Linked DNA regions of Homo sapiens: regions 1 and 3 are each linked to region 2. Evidence: chromatin loops called from intact Hi-C (ENCODE). Cell type or tissue: PC-3. All regions are shown on one strand. Links, peaks and the distances in the headings refer to the core of each region. The heading gives the core; the rest is flanking DNA.

Region 1 (6,194 bases), core at 442-5,441, 120 kb after region 2:
TTTTTTTTGTATTTTTAGTAGAGATGGGGTTTCACCGTGTTAGCCAGGATGGTCTTGATCTCCTGACCTCATGATCCGCTCGCTTCAGCCTCCCAAAGTGCTGGGATTACAGGCGTGAGCCACCGTGCCTGGCCTGGATAGTTTATTTTTAAAAAGAATTTATTTCACACAGATGGAGGCTGAGATGTCCAAGGTCCAGCTGCTGCTGGTGGGGACTCTGCAGCATCCCGAGAAGGCGATGGAGGGCATCACATGCTGAGGGGCTGAGCCTCCTAACTTGCTAGCTCAGGTCTCTCTTCCTCTTCTTATAAAGCTACCAGTTCTACTCCCATGATAGCCCATTAATCCATTAACCCATTAATCTGTGACTGGATTAAGCATTCACAAGGACAGCTCTCATAATTCACTCACCTCTTAAAGGCCTCTCCTCTCAATACTGCCACACTGGGGATTAAGTTTCAACATGAGTGTTGGAGGGTACAAATATTCGGACCATAGCAACCTTGAAAATTCTAATGGCAAATGTTTTACTACCTGTCATTTTATGCCCAGCCAACCATCAGTCAGTTTAAAGCTAGGCATGCTAAGACTCAAAGCTTTTACCACCCATGCACCCCTTCTTAGGCAGTTACTAAATGAAGAAGGTAGTGGTCCATCCAGGTGAGGGAGTGAATTAAGAAAAGAAGAAATGAAATCTGGGAGACGTGGGATCCATCCAGGAGAGAAAGAAAGGAACTGTCAGGATGGTGATTGGTGGGATGTTCCCCAGAATACCTCTTCAGGAGACCTAGAGATCAGCAGCTAGATTGGGGCATGAGAAGAGCCCTAGGAGAGAGTTCTTCAGGGAAGAGAAATGGAATTGATAGGAATCTGTTGTTTTTGACTGTGTGGAAAGAATAACAAGATTTTTTTGCTTCTTATGTTGTATGTAGGAAAAATTAAGCGTAGGTATATAGAAATAAAGCAAATGAAAATAAATGAAACTGTTACTAAGTTCGGGAAAAGTAAAGTAAGCAACTGAGCAAATATAGCCGTAGTAACGTAAATCCTAATATATATAGCTATGTGATATAACTAATATACACACATGTGAACATAAATAGGTACATAGAATGGGGTAAGGAAATGGGAGAGACACTTAATGGAAGCATGCTGATTTCTCATCTTCCACAACAGGACTTCAACATTTACTACGTAAGATTGACAAATTAAAAAGTAGCAATATGAGCGTGTTATTTAGGAATAAGGAAATAGTGAGGGAAACAGTGCTATGTATTGAAAGTGGCTGTGGCTGTTCTTGGGACTGAAGAAGATGGAGTCAAGCAGTATCGGTTTCCCCCACTTTATATGCCTGTGGTACTATTTGCCTTTAACTACTATGTATATTACTTTGATAAAAACATAAACGAATTAAAAATAAAATAGCATTGCAGTAAGTATCTTTGGACAATTATTACAGATTGTAAAATCACGTCTCAGTGTTTGTTTTACCACCTATTTTCCTATTCAAATGTGGTTGACATTTATGATTAAGCCTCTGCTAAGGACTAAGTATCCTAAAATCAAATAAGATGCAGTTCCTGGCCTGAAGCACTTACATTTCAGTGGGTGGCGCATCAGAAAACTGAGCATTCACAGTGTGTCCTGTTTGATTGTCTTTTGGGAACCAAGGATGTGGAGAAAGTTTGGGACCTCAAGAGAAAGAGTGGATGTCTACAGCTGCACAAGGAAGGGCAAACCAGCAGAGCTCCTGGGACCTGCTGAAGGAGGAAAGATGCCCGAGAGCTGGGCAGAGGAAAATCCCTCCTGCTTTCAACAACTATGCATTTCCAAATGTCGAAAGAGAGATTGCAGAGCTCAACAACATGAATATTTTCTGGCTTACCTGCCAATGGTTTTTTTCTCCCCCTAAAATGAAACAATATCCATTATCTCTAGCGACATGTCTATTTTAACTTTGTCACTGTTAACAGTGGTTACTGGTATTCCAGTACTTTTTCCTAATGTGTATAGTGTTGTTTTGATTTGTATGCCTTTGATGCTTATTATACTCAGAACAGTAGATGGGCCTTTTCTTGTGCTTGTGTTCTGTCAAAGAATTTTTCTTAGTTCAACATATTCTTTCTTTAAAACTTGTTTTAACTGCAGTGATGCCAGAAAGTTTCAAAAAGACAGTTCCTCACTTTTTCTTGGCAGCAGTTCTGGTGTTAGAAGGTAATAACACATAGTGAAATCATGATTTATTTAAAGTAGAAATTTTGATTTCTACAACAAAAATCTTGATTTTTAACCACCATAAATTTCCTGTAGTAATCCCAAGGGATGCTGTAAAAAGAATAAGGTGGGGTAGGGGTGGGAGTGGAAGGGGTGGACAACTTCCTGAAAGAGAACATACCCCAGTGCAATCTTGAAGGAGGAGTAAGAGTTAGAGGAGTAAAGGGTGGATAAGAATAAAACAGGAGGAGGAAGGAAGAGAATTGAATGGAGTTGTGTTCCAGCAAAAGTTACCACTTGGCTTCACCTGAAGTCTCACGAGAACCCGGTGCATTCAAGAAATTTTAACTGGTTTCCTTTCCCTTTGACTGGAGCTCAGGGTTCAGGGAGCATGGTGGGAAGAGTGTGGAGAGATTGGGCTGTTAATTAGGGAGATTTATCTTGCACTTAGGAAATTCTGACATTGCAAAAACAGAGAGGCTATCTCCTTGAGGATTTAAGCGAAGGAGGCTAAGACTCGTGCTAATATGCACCTTATAAACAGTCTTGAATAGGCAAAGTGATCAGTTTTTAAAATAAGCATTATTGCAGACACACAAGACTATGTTTTAAGATCAAACTTACATTCTAGTTAGAGGATTTATTTTACTTTGTCACAAAAATGAAAAGGTTGGCAAAAAAAAAAAAAGACTTCCTGCCACAAGGTTTTATCTTTGAACACTTTATTGGTTTGCGTTTTGATTAATTTTTTTTCTAGTTAATAAGAGTTTAAATGATCAAGTTAATACATTTGTGAGGAAAATCTCACTTAGAAATCAGAGATTTTTAAGTTTAGGGGATTAGATTAAAAATAATTTTATTTGAAAGTTAGGCATAAAATGTATGTATATTTGCATATGTGCATAGTTTTTAAAAAAAACTGGAAGGATGTGGTATGCATTAAAGAAAGATACTTTGTTTGCTCCTGCTTTCATTTCTGTTGACAAGTTGCCAGAATTATTTGTATAGGGCCTCTATTTTCGGAACCATGATATAAATAAAGGATTCAAAATGTTTCCAATATGAAGCATTTCATCCAGCATTTTTACATCAGCTTTGAATGGGAGGAGGTCCTTTGCTGCTTGTGAGCATAAGTGGATTCTTTGGCTCTTAATCATCCACCCCTTTGCCTTTCTTTTTCTGGCTCTGTAAATACTTAAGTTGCTGCGGAACTGACTGTCCCTTGCACTGGATCCTTTCTCTCCTCTGCCCTTATCATTCAGTGTCTTACTGTCTGTGCCCCCAGCCCACACACAGTGCCTGGAAGAATATGTATACTATGATGAGTGACTATCATTGGGCTTGGGATTGGGACATGTAGAAGAAGACGTATACTTTTCACTTTTTCTGTACTATTTCAATTATTAAAATTTTCAGTAAGCATATAACCGGGTTCAAAAATGACTGAAAAGGGGCAAAGGAGAGACTTGTGTGGGGAGAAAAATTATTTGAGGGTAAAAGATAAAAATTATTTTGACCATCATTAATTTGATGGTAATTGTTTTAAATTTCTGGTTTTAGTTGTCTCTCCCTTTAATGCTGTATTAACCACACTGCCTTCCATTGTCCTGTGAGAATATGTTTATTTGCTGGGATTTTAAATAGTCGATTCTATTGTGGATTAGTTTATCTTTTAGTTACTTCATTGTGACAGTGTTTTATCCAGTTCTGTGTCACTTCTTGTTAATCTTTTAATAGATTTGCTCCTTTTTATGCCTGTTTTTCATGCTCCTTTGATGAGTGGATTGGGGTGAGAAGGTCAAACCCACTATTTTTTATTCATTACTGTTGTGAAGGCTCTTCAAGAGAGAAAGATGAAGCTGAAACCTTTATTAAATTTTGCTAATGTGGACTTGTTTTTGGCATTTCTCCGTCAACACAGATATGTGTGAAATAACCATGATTACGTTTTAGATTACAATAGAAGTTCTGATAATTTATCAGTTAATTTCCATTCTATTTTAGCTGAAAGCACGTAACTTTTATTTCTAGTGATTACATTTCAAGGGTACTAAGCTTAGGTGCTTTCAGGATAAGGATTGGACAGATCTTTTCCTCAAGAGCCTGAAAGTCTCACTGGGGAGAGAAGGCTGAACCACAGGTAGACTGAATCTTGAAATTTCAGTAAGTAGCAGAAAGGGAAGCATTTTTAGAAAGGAGGGTGCCCTGGTACAAGGAACATGGCTTAGGGATCAGACTCTCGAGCAGTGACCCAGTCTCGTCTAAGCTGCTGGGTCTTCATGTACAAACTGCAGTAGATAATAGCTCTTTAAAGATTGCTTTAGCGAGTTAGTGAGATAATGAGCAGTGCCTGATGCATACATAACTGGTTACAATGGATGGAAACAGATTATTGAACAAGCATGCTCTGAAAGGACAGCATGGTGCAACAGGCAGGGTAAGAGTAGGGGAATGAGGAAATCTGGATGTAAACCTGGACTTGACACTTGCTATTTAATCCTAGGTGGACTTACAGTTTCTGGCTACTACTGGTGGAAAATGATGGGCTCAGACAAGGTATTCTTTATAATTTACAGTTTTAAATTGTCAATATTGAATTCTTCATGCAGGCTGAGTCACTTGGTAGAGCTTTATGAAGAGGGCACAGTGGTTTGTTTAGGGCAAGCCTGTTTCCTTCTGTTAATATAAGAAGGAAACAGTTTGTGGGCAGGTGCCAGTTACTCTTGAATTCCAGGCCTAAAATCCAGGCCTAAATAAGAAAATAATGGCAGGGGCCAGGTGCAGTAGCTCATGCCTGTAATCCCAGACTTTGGGAAGCCGAGGCAGCTGGATCACGAGGTCAGGAGTTTGAGACCAGCCTGGCCAACATGGTGAAACCCCGTCTCTATTAAAAATATAAAAATTAGCCAGGTGTGGTGGCGGGCACCTGCAGTCCCAGCCACTCGGGTGGCTGAGGCAGGAGAATCGCTTGAACCTGGGAGGCAGAGGTTGCAGTGAGCTGAGATCATGCTATTGCACTCCAGCCTGGGTGACAGAGCAAAAAAAAAAAAAAAAGAAGAAAAAGAAAATAATGGCATGGCAGTTGAGGAGCCACTGAAGGTTCTCAAAGTGACATGACTACCATAGCATTTTTAAAAAGTTAAAGTTAATTATCAATAAATACTTTTTCTCTCACTGTATCCATATCCACAGGATATAGAAATTCATGCCTGCGCTGGACTGCAGAAGTGGTACACAGGCTATAAGGGAGCCTTTTTTCTTTTATATTTTCAAAGTAGTTTTTCTACCATAAATTTTGTAACCACTAGCCCAGTATTGAGAGAGAGCCTGCTATATAGTGAGCACTTATTTTTTTTTTTTTTTGGAGACAAATCTCACTCCGTTGCCCAGGCTGGAGTTCAGTGGTGCAATCTCAGCTTACTGCAACCTCCGCCTCCCATGTTCAAATGATTCTCCTGCCTCAACCTCCCAAGTAGCTGGGATTACAGGCACATAGCACCACACCCAGCTAATTTTTGTATTCTTTTAGTAGAGGTGGGGTTTCACCATGTTGGCCAGGCTGGTCTTGAACTCCTGATCTCAGGTGATCCGCCTGCCTTGGCCTCCCAAAGTGCTGGGATTACAGGTGTGAGCCATTGCGCCCAGCTGCACTTTGTGTTATACACAATTTGCTTAACTTTATGGCTTGTTGGGCATGCCTTTTTTTTTTTTTTTTTTTTTGAAACGGTCTTGCTCTGTCACCCAAGCTGGAGTGCAGTGGTCCGATGGCAGCTAATTCCAGCCCCAAACCTCTGAGCTCAAGCAGCCCTGCCACCTCAGCCTCCTGAATAGCTGGGACCACAGGCACACACCACCACGCCTGGCTAATTTTTTTTATTTTTTATTTTTTCTTTCTCCGATACAGAGTCTTGCTCTGGCACCCAGGCTGGAGTGCAGTGGTGCGATCTCGCCTCACTGCAGCCTCTGCTGCCCGGATTCAT
Region 2 (6,194 bases), core at 391-5,390:
AGGCTCAAGTGATTCTCCTATCTCGGCCCCCTGAGTAGCTGGGACTACAGGCATGCACCACCATGCTCAGCTAATTACATTTTTTTTTTTTGGTAGAGATAGGGTCTCACTGTGTTGCCCAGGCTGGTCTTGAACTCCTGGGCAAGTGATCCTCCTGCCTTAGCCTCCCAAAGTGTTGGCATTACAGGCATGAGCCACCACGCTTATCCTCTGTTAGCTTTTATGTTAGTATTGTAGTGAAAGGAAAATTTGTAGGATATAATAAAGAACAAAGCTTGAAAATAACTTTATTCAAATGTTCATAGCCTAAATAAGAGGCAGTTTAGATCTACTCAGCTGGATTTGCTGTGGGACCCCTAACAAGCCTATGGTGCTATGGTGTACTTGGGTTTCACAGCTCACTTTAGGGTTGCCTTTTAAAATTGATGGCAGATGCTTCCTAAGAGTTCTGATTATTCTGCCAGTGCAAAATTATGGGGATGCTATTTGGTGTCACTAGGTAGTGGATACTTTACTATGGTTTACTTAATCTGATTTTTTAAAAGCATGTACTGTGGATTTTTTTTTTTTTTTTTTTGAGACAGGGTCTCACTCTGTTGCCCAGGCTGGAGTGCAGTGGCATGATCTCTGCTGACTGCAGCCTCTGTCTTCTGTGCTTAAGTGATTTTTGTGCCTCAGGCTCCTAAGTAGCTGGGACTACAGGTGTGTGCCACCACACCTGGCTAATTTTTTTTGTATTTTTTTAGTAGAGACGGGATTTTACCATGTTGCTCAGGCTGGTCTCGAACTCCTGAGCTCTGGCAATCCGCCTGCCTCTGCCTCCCAAAATGCTAGGATTACAGGTGTGAGCCACCATGCCTGGCCTACTATTGATTTTTTTGTTAGAGTGGTATCCAGAATATTCATTTAATGTGCATAGTTATTTGACTAATGGCTCATTGTGAAAGTTCATGGTATTCCAAGGTTTGTTGAGCCCCTCTGGTCAGTGACAATGCAAGACATTTAGCTTTCTGTTCTGTGGCCAGAGATATTTTCTTGTGGCTTCCAGAACAGTCCTGTGAGGAGGGTGATGGAGCAAGTGGATGTCATCTCCGTTTTGTAGATGAGGAAACTGAAGGAACTTGTCTAATGCCCCTTGGCTATTACATGGCAGCTGCCATTCTTCTTTCTCTTAGTTCTCTTTCCTTTATTTTGCACTTTTTTTTCCTACGCTTCCATCGCTTTCTTGGTTGTCTTTCTGGTAGCAATAACATCATCCACACCAATGATTATAGTAATAACTGACCTTTATTGATCAATCAGTTGCCATGTGCCACAGAGTTTCCTAAGTGCTCTAATGTATTGACCTTCACCTCAGTCCTATGGAGTAGGTATTATCCTCTTTTTAGAGCTGAAGAAACTGAGGCCCAGAGAGGTTAAGCAACTTGCCCAAGGTTTATGGGGCTAGTTGTGTTCCCAGGCATCTAACTCTAGCCACTGGAATTCTATATTCTGAAAACCGTTTGACATTTATAACAAGTATAACATGAATTTTCAAGTTGGAATAAAGAAGACATTTCTGAAATGGGCTGAAATAAGTGGAATTGGGGAAAGCTGAAGATGTTTTGCATTAATGTGTTATGTTTCCCTTGAACTGTAGCCAAGAGACTCTTCATAACAGCCTGCATTTCAAGTCTAATTGTAAGCCGGGTGTTGTACCTGCCTGTAGTCCTAGCAACTCAGGAGGCTGAGGCAGGAGGATTGTTTAAACCCAGGAGTTATAAGCTGTAGTGCTCTATGCCAATTGAGTGTCCCTACTAAGTTCAGCATTTCCTGGGAGTGGGGGACCACCAGATTGCCTAAGGGAGGGGTCAACTGGCCCAGGTTGGAAACTCCTGTGCTGATCAGTAGTGGAATTGTGCCTGTGAATAGCTGCTACACTCCAGCCTGGGCAACATAGCAGGACCCCATCTCTTTAAAAGAATTGTTTTAAAAAATGACAACAGTGTTAATAGAGCTGTTTACTCTCTTAGTTTTCTCATTTATAAAGTTAGGCCTGGAGAATAAAGTCATTACTATGAGAGACAGGTGTTTGCTCTTTGAGTCAGCCTGCTTCTCCAAAGTAGGAGAGCTGGTTGATGGCAGGACTGGGTGACCTTCATGGTGATTAAAGCCAGAGGGACAGCAAAAGGCTGCTGCTTTTTCAGGTTTCCTCTTTGGTTTGCCAAGGCCCTGTTGTAAATTACCTAATTAGTAAGACTACCTTTCAAGGAAGGAATCAGGAAATTTAAACTCTAGTTATGGTTTTAGTTCAGCTTTGTGTGGATGGCTTGATTAGCTGGGAGAATAAACCAGATTGGGCTTTTGTTTTTTTCTCTGAACAAATGAAGTTGTCTGGGGAAGAGTAATTGAGACAATGGGCAGAATTCTACCTGGTGAGTAATTTACTACTGAGCTCCTAGAGAGCTGAATTCACCTTTTCCCTTTTCTTGTCTTTAAGATACAGCTAACATTAGTCACAAGGCTACACATCTGGTGACAGGGATGCCTCTAGGTCCTTATTTTTGTTCAGATAATGGAGCACCTGGAAGTTATGTGATTTTAATAGAAAATCAGGAAATACTGGTATACTTAATTCTATCTTAGGAACGAAGAACGATTTTACTAGCAGAAAATGAACACAGTTATATGTACGTAACATAAAATCACAACTGCTGGCTCAGGGTTGGAGGTGAGGTGGGGGGACTGTCTCAGTTAAGCATGATTTATTAATGTTATTATGAATTCTTTTAGTGCCAGTTTTCTGCTACTGTTCTATTTGTTCTGCTATATGAGCTTTGTTGGTATTTGCTTGTAGGTATACTTTGGCAGATGCCAGAAGGCTAACATTGGGAGAAAGGTCTTAAAATTGAGAAAATTCTCCCACTAATTTGTTCTGTGAATCAGGAAGAAAACACGCATTGACTCATTTTTTTGAACAGGAACTGTCTTTTTCTCAGATCTTTTAGCTTATTTTTTAACCTTAAAAATGATATATGTTCATTTTAACAATGCAAACAGTAAAATAAAACTTAAAAAATAAAAATTATCCCAAATCCTAAACCCAGAGATATATGTAATATTTCTGCTAAATATATCTTTATATAATTTTTCTATTACGATTATTTACATTCTTGATAGTGTGTTTATGTGTTAATATACAGATATACCAGAAATAAATATATGTAACTTTATATTTAGATTTATATTCTGTCATATTTCTATTTGGAGGGCTTACTGATTTTCTCATCACCCTTGTACTGATACAGTAGATTTAATTTACTTCCTAAGGTGTCAGTTTATAGCTCGATAGTGTGTTCTCTAAGACTCTGTACTCATTTATATAAAAGGATTTAAAATCTTTGTAATAAACCTGTTCATTAAACAAAACTTCACAGAAATGAGTCATTCTGGGTAGCCAAACTTTCTATATCATTAAGTGTTCAGCTAGTTAATGAATAAAAAAGACATCTTGACTATTGTTGATGAAAACTTTTCTAGATTACAGACTTTTAATTTATGGCTCTATCTAGTACTGCATTCAACTTCGGAGCCATAAAAAGTTTTATTCTAAAATATTTGAGAAATTATCAGAGAGATGTAAATTAAAGCTGCAATGTTATTTACCTGTTAGAACGGCTGTTAGAATGGCTGTTATTAAAACCTGTTAGAATGGCTGTTATTAAAACCTGTTAGAATGGCTGTTATTAAAAAAAGACAAAAAATATAGCAAGTGTTTTGAGAGGATGGGGGAAAAGGGAACCCTTGCATACTGTTGGTGGGAATGTAAGTTGGAATAGCCATTATGCAAAACAATATGGAGGTTCCTTAAATTATTAAAAATAGAACTATCATGTGATCCAGCAGTTCCGCTGCTGGGTATATATCCAAAGGAATTGAAATCAGTGTTTGAAGAAGTATCAGAATTCCCATGTTTATTGTGGCATTATTCATGATAGCCAAGATATGGAATCAATCTAAGTGTCTAATAACAGATCTGTGGGTAAAGAAAATATGGTATATATACACAATGGAATACTGTATAGCCGTAAAAAAGAAGGAAATGCTTTCATTTACAATAACATGGATGAACCTGGAGGACTTTATGTTAGTGAGATAAGCAGATACAGAAAGACTGCATGATCTCCCCTACATATGCAAAATAAAAAAGTTGAACTCAGAAGTAGATTGTAGAATGTAGCTACCAGGGAGAAGGGGGGATAGTGAGGGTTTTAGGGAGGGGGATATTTGATAAAAAGGGTACAAATTTTTCAGTTAGATAGGAAGAATAAATTAATAGATAAGTTAATAAGTTAGTAGATAAGAAATATATTGCAGGCCAGGCACCTGCTTGTAATTCCAGCACTTTGGGAGGCTGAGGCAGGAGGACTACTTGAGCCCTGGGGTTCAAAACCAGCCTGGGCCATATAGTGAGACCTTGTCTCTACAAAAAAATTTTAAAATTACCCAGGCATAGTGGTGCATGCCTGTAGTCCCAGCTACTCAGGGGACTGAAGTGGGAGGATCACTTGAGCCCAGGAGGTGGAGGCTGCAGTGAGCTGTGATTGTACCATTGCACTCCAACCTGGGTAACAGCGAGACCTTGTCTCAAAAAAAAAAAAAAAAAAAAGAAAAAATTCTCTTGTAAAACATGATGACTAAAGTTAATGACTGTGTACTACATTCTTGCTAAGAGAGTAGATTTTAAATGTTCTCACCACAAAAAAATGAAAAGTATGTCAGGTAACATATATGTTAATTAGCTCGATTTAGCCATTTCCTGGTGTGTACGCAATTCAAAACAACATGTATATGATAAACACATACAATTTTTACTTGTTAATTAAAATATTTGAGAGAAGGGAAAATGGTCATTATATAAGACAAAAATGCATGGAATTATATACATCAAAAACAATTTCGTGAACAAAACACCACTCTGGTCTTCCAAATATGTATATTTTTGCTTATATAAAATATATAAATACCTTGACTTACTTGCTTATAAGTTAAAAAGCTTAACGTGCATATAGAAAAGCAGATAGATCCTACGTTTTCACCTTTGATAAGTTTTCACAAACTTAACACAAGTGTATAACCAGCATCACAATTAAAAATCAGGATACCACCACCATTACAGGAAACCCCCCCCTCATGTTCTCTCCCATTTCAGTACCAACCACCCCCTATACTACCAAAGGTAACCACTGTTCTGACTTATGTCACCATAGTTTTGTTTTGCCTGCTTTTGAACTTTATAAAAATGAAATAATATAATATGTACTCTTTGGTTGTACTCAATGTAATGTTTGAGAAATGTATACACATTTTCGTATATAGGAAGGATAATTTTTTAGTGTAGTATTCTATAATGTGAATATACTACACTTTATTTACTACTGAACATCTGTTTTTGTTTTGCAGATTTTGACCATTTTACTATTAATACTGTTATAGTATTTTTATACTTGTTTTTGCTTTTTTGGGCATATGTGCACATTTCTGTTAGGCATCTATACCTGGGAGTGGGATTACCAAGCTATAGGATATGTATTAATATTTGTTCAGATTTAGTAGACACTGCAAAGCAAAGCCTTCTACTAAAGTAGTTTACTGATTCACTCTCACACACAGTGTGTGAGAGTTCCAGTGGCTCCACATCTTCATCAGCACATTGTATTTTTAGTCTTGATTTTAGCCATTCTGGTGGGTATGAAGTGGTATTTGTTGTTGTGCAGATTGCATCTCCCTGATGACTAAAGAGGACTAGTGCTTTGACCTCAAGAACTTCCCCTCTGGGGAGATCTTATGTTATTTAAATCTTAGGTTTTTAAACTGATCTCTGCTAGTTTGACTTTATTTCGATATTCACAGAAACTATTATTTTCCTCTGGTGTTCAGGATATACTGTACACCAAGTTTTTCAAATCTCTAGACCCTTCTGTGTCATATTTTATGGTAATCACTAATAGATACAACATCCAAATTTTGCTGCTTGATGATCCAATTTAATGACTTTCTGTTCCATGTTTAGTGAATTTTTGAAATTGTGAAATATTTAAAGTTATCTATCTGTTTCACAATGTAGCTAATTAAAATGTTTGTTAAATAATTCAACTTAAGAAATCTAAAAGGAAATGCTTTCTGGCTTTAGTGCAGTAATTGTCTTCAGAACA
Region 3 (6,194 bases), core at 376-5,375, 200 kb after region 2:
TAAATTAAAAGTACTAATGTCAGCCCCATGTCAAGTTTTGCTGCCAAATATGTTTGCCTAAATTTGCTTTCTACCTTTCAACTTCAGAATTGCAAATAAGAAGTTGTAGACATATGTTGCAGCGGTTGTCCAAAGACAAACCTGGTTGAGTTCTGGTGATAGTTAATGGAGCTGAGTCACAGAACTGACTCTTTATGATCTTGTGTCTCTCCCTACTGTACTAGTTCCTCTCTCTTGCATTCTCTGATCTCTTTGCTCATCTGTCAAACAGGGGTAATATTTGCCTTGTGGGCTATTGTGAGAGTAAGAATTTAATGTATGTTAAACACTGCACGTAGTGCCTGGCATATGATAGGTATTCAATAAATGTTAGCTATTAAAATTTCACCTCTTCTCTTCCCCCTTTTATTAGATAAAACCTTACTGATGTGGTGGTTGTAATGACACTCTGGAAATAGGATTAAGTGATAAGAATTGTCCCAATGTCATTGGAGAATTCAAAGTCCAATTTTTTTTTTTTTTTTTTTTTGAGACAGAGTTTTGCTCTGTTGCCCAGGCTGGAGTATGTGGTACAGTCATGACTCACTGCAACATCAATCTCCCGGGCTCAAATGATCCTCGAACCTCAACCTCCCGAGTAGCTGGGACTACAAGTGTGCACCACCACACCTGGCTAATTTTTGTACATTTTGTAGAGACAGGGTTTTGCCATGTTGCCCAGGCTTGTCTGGAACTCCTAGGTTCAAGTGATCTGCCCCCCTCAGCCTCCCAAAGTGCTGGGATTACAGGCATTAGCCACTGTGCCCAGCCCAAAGTACACATTTTTATGTTGAAAACTCATTGCTTGTTAAATGATCAGTAACACCTTAAAATTTCTTTGCAAAATGACTGGACTTTTCAATGATGAATAAATGTTTTGATTAATGTTATAAGTAAATCTCTTAATCCTTCATTTTAACTGCATTTGAGGAAGAAATATTTGCCATTAGCTGATTTGCCATTGTGAGGCCTCTTTTAAAGTTTCTCTGCAGACACTCATCCTTTGGAAAACTATTTGAAAGAGAAGTTGCTCTAAGTACAGTATTGATGATAGTAGTGCTGTAACAAAGATATAGGCAAGGTTTATAATTTAATATATTGGGAAAAGGGTATTGGGAGATAAGTCTTTTCTAATTTTACAAAAAAAAAACTGCAAAAATATTAGTGGACCTTTTAGTGCAAAACAGTTTATTTTAAAATATGTTTTATAAAGTAGACCTCTGCTTTTAAATTTGTAAAGACCTCCCTTTTAAAAGGGGGGACACCATAAAAAAAGAATTGCCTTTAGTTACCAGGATTTTTTAATAACCTCATTTTGTACTTTGTAATTGATTAACAGAAATTTCCTATAGTACCAACAGATCTGTTTAATGGTGCATGATCTTTACATACAGGAAATTTTCATTTATTTTTCTGGCCTTTTCTCAGTTCATGAAGTTCGTAGATACTTGCTCCACTTAATTTTGGATCAAAGACGGAAAATACAGAAGGATTTCAAGAGAAGAAAGGTGTTAGCTATTTTCTGGGCATGTGCCCTATAGGACCTTTTAGCATTTGACTGGGACAAAGTGGATCTGCCTATATTTATATGCATCGTATTACCTGCCTTCACAGCTGAACTACCAGCAGAAAGTAGGCATCATGTACTGCAAAGCTGGACAGAGCACTGAAGAAGAGATGTACAACAATGAGTCAGCTGGCCCAGCCTTTGAAGAATTTCTTCAACTATTGGGAGAGCGAGTTCGGCTCAAAGGATTTGAGAAGTATCGAGCACAGCTTGATACCAAAAGTAAGAAATACTTACACCCTCCTACTAGGCTTATTTTCCCCCTGTTGTGCTGTTGTGCATCTGCTAAATTATCCGTAAAGCAACATTGCCATTTATCGCAGAACACTGCTGGTGATGGGGGAGAGAAAGCCAGAGAGGGAGGATGTAGCACCAGAACAGTTGAAGATCATAACCAAAGTAGCTAGAATTAGACTCTAAAAAAATAGTGTTGTCAGAGGTGTGTGCATGGAGTGGGGCAGTGACACAGATCGTGCAGAATTGCTCCTGGGTGAGCATTGTGTAAATTTCATTACATTTAGCCAAATGTTAGGGTGATTAAAAACTCCGGAAACTTACAACTGTCTGAGTGTAAGCCTGGAATTTTTGACTTCCATTAATTCATTTCATAGTCTTCATGTTTATCTATGTAGTCAGCCTTTGTTTTTGTTTTTTTGTATTCTTTTTACATCTAGGGTTTTTGTTTCTATTATTATTATTCACAGTCTACTTAATCTCTGAGAAAATAGGCTTTTTAGCTTTGGTATTAGTTTAGCTCATAAAATGTGTTGATTAAAAGCATGATAATGAAACAATCTGTTTAACTATGGTGCATGAACCTAAAAGGTTGTCCATGTCCAGTCCCCAAGTTGTCAGTAAAATAGTTAACATTCTCAAATGCCTATTTTGGTTAGCTGGGACTAATCAAAGAGTGTGTTGACTTTTGCTATGTGTCTGTGTGAAAGCAGTTTTAAATTTTATCTTTAAATTCATCCATAGACACCTGTGACCTGTTTTTCTTTGAGAGGGTCTTGGGATTAGCACATCTGTATTGCAGTCTATAGTAATCTCTCTGATTTTCTGTACAGGAAATTAAATAAGGAGTTGAGTCATGAAAACAGAAAAGCATTCATAAACTCCACTGCAGGGAAGAATTTCCTGTTGCCATGGTTTTGCTGTTGCCAACTTGGAAACGACATGCAAGAGAGACTATTAAAACCCATAAATAGCCTAGCTGCTTAAATATTATTTTAACATTCTGTACTCTGCTTGCAACTGCATAAAGATGTTAAATTTCAGTATGTCCTTAAACTCTTTTTATCCAGCTATTCTGATATTCACCTGGTACAGTTCATTCATGTTGCCCCCATTTGTTGTGCTGTATAAATTATCACTACCACAAACAGTTATTGAAAGGATCTGGGAAGAGAATGTGTAATAAGCTCAGTGATACTATAAATGAATGGTCAGACTGGGAGTTGATAAGATTGTGTGTTATCTGTGATGAAGGGTGATGTGAGAAATGTATAGCTAGGGTATCGTTAAGCAACATGACATGTAGTAAGGCAGTGGAATACACAAAATAAGCACTTTGTGCACAGTTTGTCCAATTATCCCAACAACTGCAAAGGCTAGAGGGGGATGAGCCTGGATTACCAAACAGCCTCTTAATGTAGTTTTGGAATTATATAATACCTTCAACAGGGAAAGATTCTTTTTCACTGAACTACTCTCCTTTAAGTAGTTCAACTTTATGAGGCATGTCTGACCTTTCAGGGCATATTTCCTGAGAAGGATTCAAAGAATCCTTCTGTCCTTTTAAAATGTCGCATTTCCTAAAATGAACGAAAAGTAGGGAAGTATTCCTACTCTGAAGCCCCAAAGAAGACAGTACGCAAAATCATCTCTTTTACTCCAAGCTTATTAATAGGGGCAAAAACTAGAGTCTATTCACTATGCCATTTAAACCTGCATTAAATAATCATAGACCACCAAAATAGGCAACAGCCAGCCTCTGTACACCTCAGCTGCCTCCTACTGGGCTGGACACTACTAGAGATAAGACTTCGTTCTGTGTGCTGTGATGTAATCTCACCATACTTAATCTAACTTTATGTTGTGTCAAGAAACTTTGAATATAATTCTTTTTCTAAAAAAGTGCTTTTCAGAACAAATGTTCAAGGATCATTCCCACTGTAGATGTCACTTGAATCTATGGGTTTGTAGTTTTTATCAAATTAAAGTACTATCTGCTGTTATTTCTTTATTTTTTCTGTCTTAACCTCCCATCTCTCTGAGACTCCAATTACACATATGTTATATCACTCACTGGTGTACCACAGGTTAATGAGGCCCTGGTTCTTTTTTTTTTCCCCCTAACCTTTTTTTTTCCTTCTGTGCTTCAGTTTGGATAATTTCTATTAATATATCTTAAAGCTCCTTGTGTTTTTCTTTTCTTCCATGGTATCTTAATTCATTGTTAATCCCGTCCAGTGAAATTTCCATTTAAGATATTATATTTCAGGGCCAAAAGTTGCATTTGATAATCTTTTTAAATGTCTTCTATTCTCACCTTTTTAGGTTCACGCTGTCCTTTAGATCCCTAAACACATTTATAATAGTTGTTTCAAAATGTTCATCTGCTAATTTCATCATTTCTCTCATTTTCAGTTTCTTTTTTTAATGGGGTTCCTTTGTATATATTTTACTTCCTCACATGTCTGGTTGTTTTTGATAAGATGTTGGATATTGTAAATGTTTCATTGTTCAGTGTCTTAATTTTGTTATCTTCTTTAAGTGTTGAGTTTTGTTTTGGCAGGCAGTGAAGTTGCAGAACAGCTTGATTTTTATGAGTCTTATTTTTAAGCTTTGTTAAAGCATACCTAGAGTAGCTTTTACTCTGGCTAACTTAGCCCTACTACTAAGGCATGACTTTTCTTGCACCTCAGTACTTGAATATTCAATGAAGTGTCTACTGTGGCTGTTCAGAACTCATTAATGTCTCCCAACCCAGTGTGAACTGTGGAATTGTTTGGCTTATAATTCGTTGGTAGTTGTTCTTTCCCTAATATTTTGTCTTTGCTTGGCTTTTGGAATTTATGCATATGCATATGCAGCTTACTGTCCAACTCAAGACTCAAAGGGACCCCTATTCAGATTTCTGAACCTTTCATCTGATATTTCTTTCTCTTTGGTATTCTGCCTAGCAAATATCAGTCACCTCAGACTTCCTGAACTCGAGTCTGTCTTGGCTTCCCCCTTCAGTACCTTGCTCTGTGTCAACTGTCCCACAAGTACCTCTAGGTAGAAAGCCCAGGGGTCATAGGGCTCATCTTCTGTATTCTTTTTTCTCAAGGATCACTATCCAAGGCTGCCTGTTCTCCAATGTCTGCAAACAGTTGTTTCAGCTATTATATCATTTTTTCTAGTTATTCACAATGGCATGGTAAGTGCTGTATCAAGCACTTCATTATGGCTGGAAGCAGAAGTCCCAGATACTTTTGATATGTATGCCGTCTCGTTTAATTCCGACAAACCTGCTAGATACCAATTATCCCCACTTTACAGAATTGGCTTCTTTAGATTAAGTAACATGCCCATGGTTAGATAGCTAGCAAGCATTAGGAAAGTAGAATAGATCCCAGTAGTGTGGTTAATGAAGTGTTCAGAGAAAGCATAAATGTAGAATGAAGTATAGCAAAGCCCCAAGACCGGCCTTTAGCCTATGTCTTCCTCCCTCTTAAGCCCTTGAGCTAACAGTACTCAAACCAGCTCATGAGATAGCTCTACTTCATGCATTATCATCATATTCATTTCTTAGTATTTTTGTAAAGGAGGACGAGGCTCAGGGAAGTAATGAACTATTGAACCATTTCTTCTTTTTCCCAGTTATCTGTGCAAAGACCATCTACACATTTCAAAAATAAGGATTTGTAGCAAACAAGCAAGCTACAAATAAATATGTCACAGGCTGGAACAATTCTGCAATGAAGAAATTTTTAATAGGGGATTTTTCCTTCTTTTTTGTTTTCTTATTTGGATGATATAACCTAGATAATTACCATTCTCTCACACTACAATAAATACAATAAACTTCCCACCAAGCAGTTTGTTATTTGAAAGCTGGAGACCATCCTCATTTTTAGCTACGTACGTGGATTATTTGGGGGAATTATTTCCTGACTGAGGCTTGTTTGTCACGTCAGTACACAGGAGACTTAGAAGCCGTTTGTAAAAGCTTTCCTTCAAAGCCCTGCCTTCATTAATTTGCTGCAATGTTAGTGACTGTTTGTTTTCTCCTCCATTTTTCAGCAGTGTTATAAATGCAGTTGAGGTTCAAGATCTTAAAAGAGATATAAGACTTTTCATAAAGAAAGATTTGGAGGCAGATCATGTGATTGTCAAGGAGGCAGATCATGTGATTGTCAAGGTGACCTATATAATGCCTGAATTTACTTATTAATTAAAGCTCTATACAAATATGAAGTAGCATCATTCTTTCATCCTCCTTCTACAAGCACATTGTCCCTTTAGAGTTGCTCAATACGCTCTTCAACCAGATAAAAAAGCATTTTTTTTTTCATTTTCCTGATAGTCATTCTATTAAAAC

What was found. Hi-C counts contacts between places; a loop is a spot of excess contacts. Peaks named below come from ENCODE experiments on the same cell type or tissue, not always from the same donor. Only the 100,000 strongest peaks of a DNase experiment are listed, where the experiment ranks them.
Region 1: it touches region 2 in a loop (2.8-fold over the local background); 1 of 110 quality-filtered maps calls a loop at or near these places.
Region 3: a loop joins it to region 2, with 4 times the contacts of the local background. A loop is called at or near these places in 1 of 110 quality-filtered maps.

Annotation. Positions count from the first base shown.
Region 1 is chr14:71,571,818-71,578,011 of GRCh38, forward strand. The region is part of intron 4 of SIPA1L1 (signal induced proliferation associated 1 like 1); the gene reads left to right. Among named protein-coding and RNA genes, the nearest start is that of SNORD56B, 180 kb to the left of the region's middle. In PC-3, for the core only: no CTCF peak of the experiment used is centred there; a DNase peak (open chromatin) is centred at 3,374; H3K4me3 peaks cover 299 bases.
Region 2 is chr14:71,447,005-71,453,198 of GRCh38, forward strand. The region is part of intron 2 of SIPA1L1 (signal induced proliferation associated 1 like 1); the gene reads left to right. It also overlaps the pseudogene RN7SL683P. Among named protein-coding and RNA genes, the nearest start is that of SNORD56B, 52 kb to the left of the region's middle. In PC-3, for the core only: no CTCF peak of the experiment used is centred there; DNase peaks (open chromatin) are centred at 2,467, 2,867 and 4,677; H3K4me3 peaks cover 1,216 bases; H3K27ac peaks cover 2,327 bases.
Region 3 is chr14:71,648,682-71,654,875 of GRCh38, forward strand. It overlaps SIPA1L1 (signal induced proliferation associated 1 like 1), which reads left to right. Exons shown (of 24, transcript NM_001386936.1): 8 at 1,654-1,828. Among named protein-coding and RNA genes, the nearest start is that of SNORD56B, 250 kb to the left of the region's middle. In PC-3, for the core only: no CTCF peak of the experiment used is centred there; a DNase peak (open chromatin) is centred at 2,760; H3K27ac peaks cover 877 bases.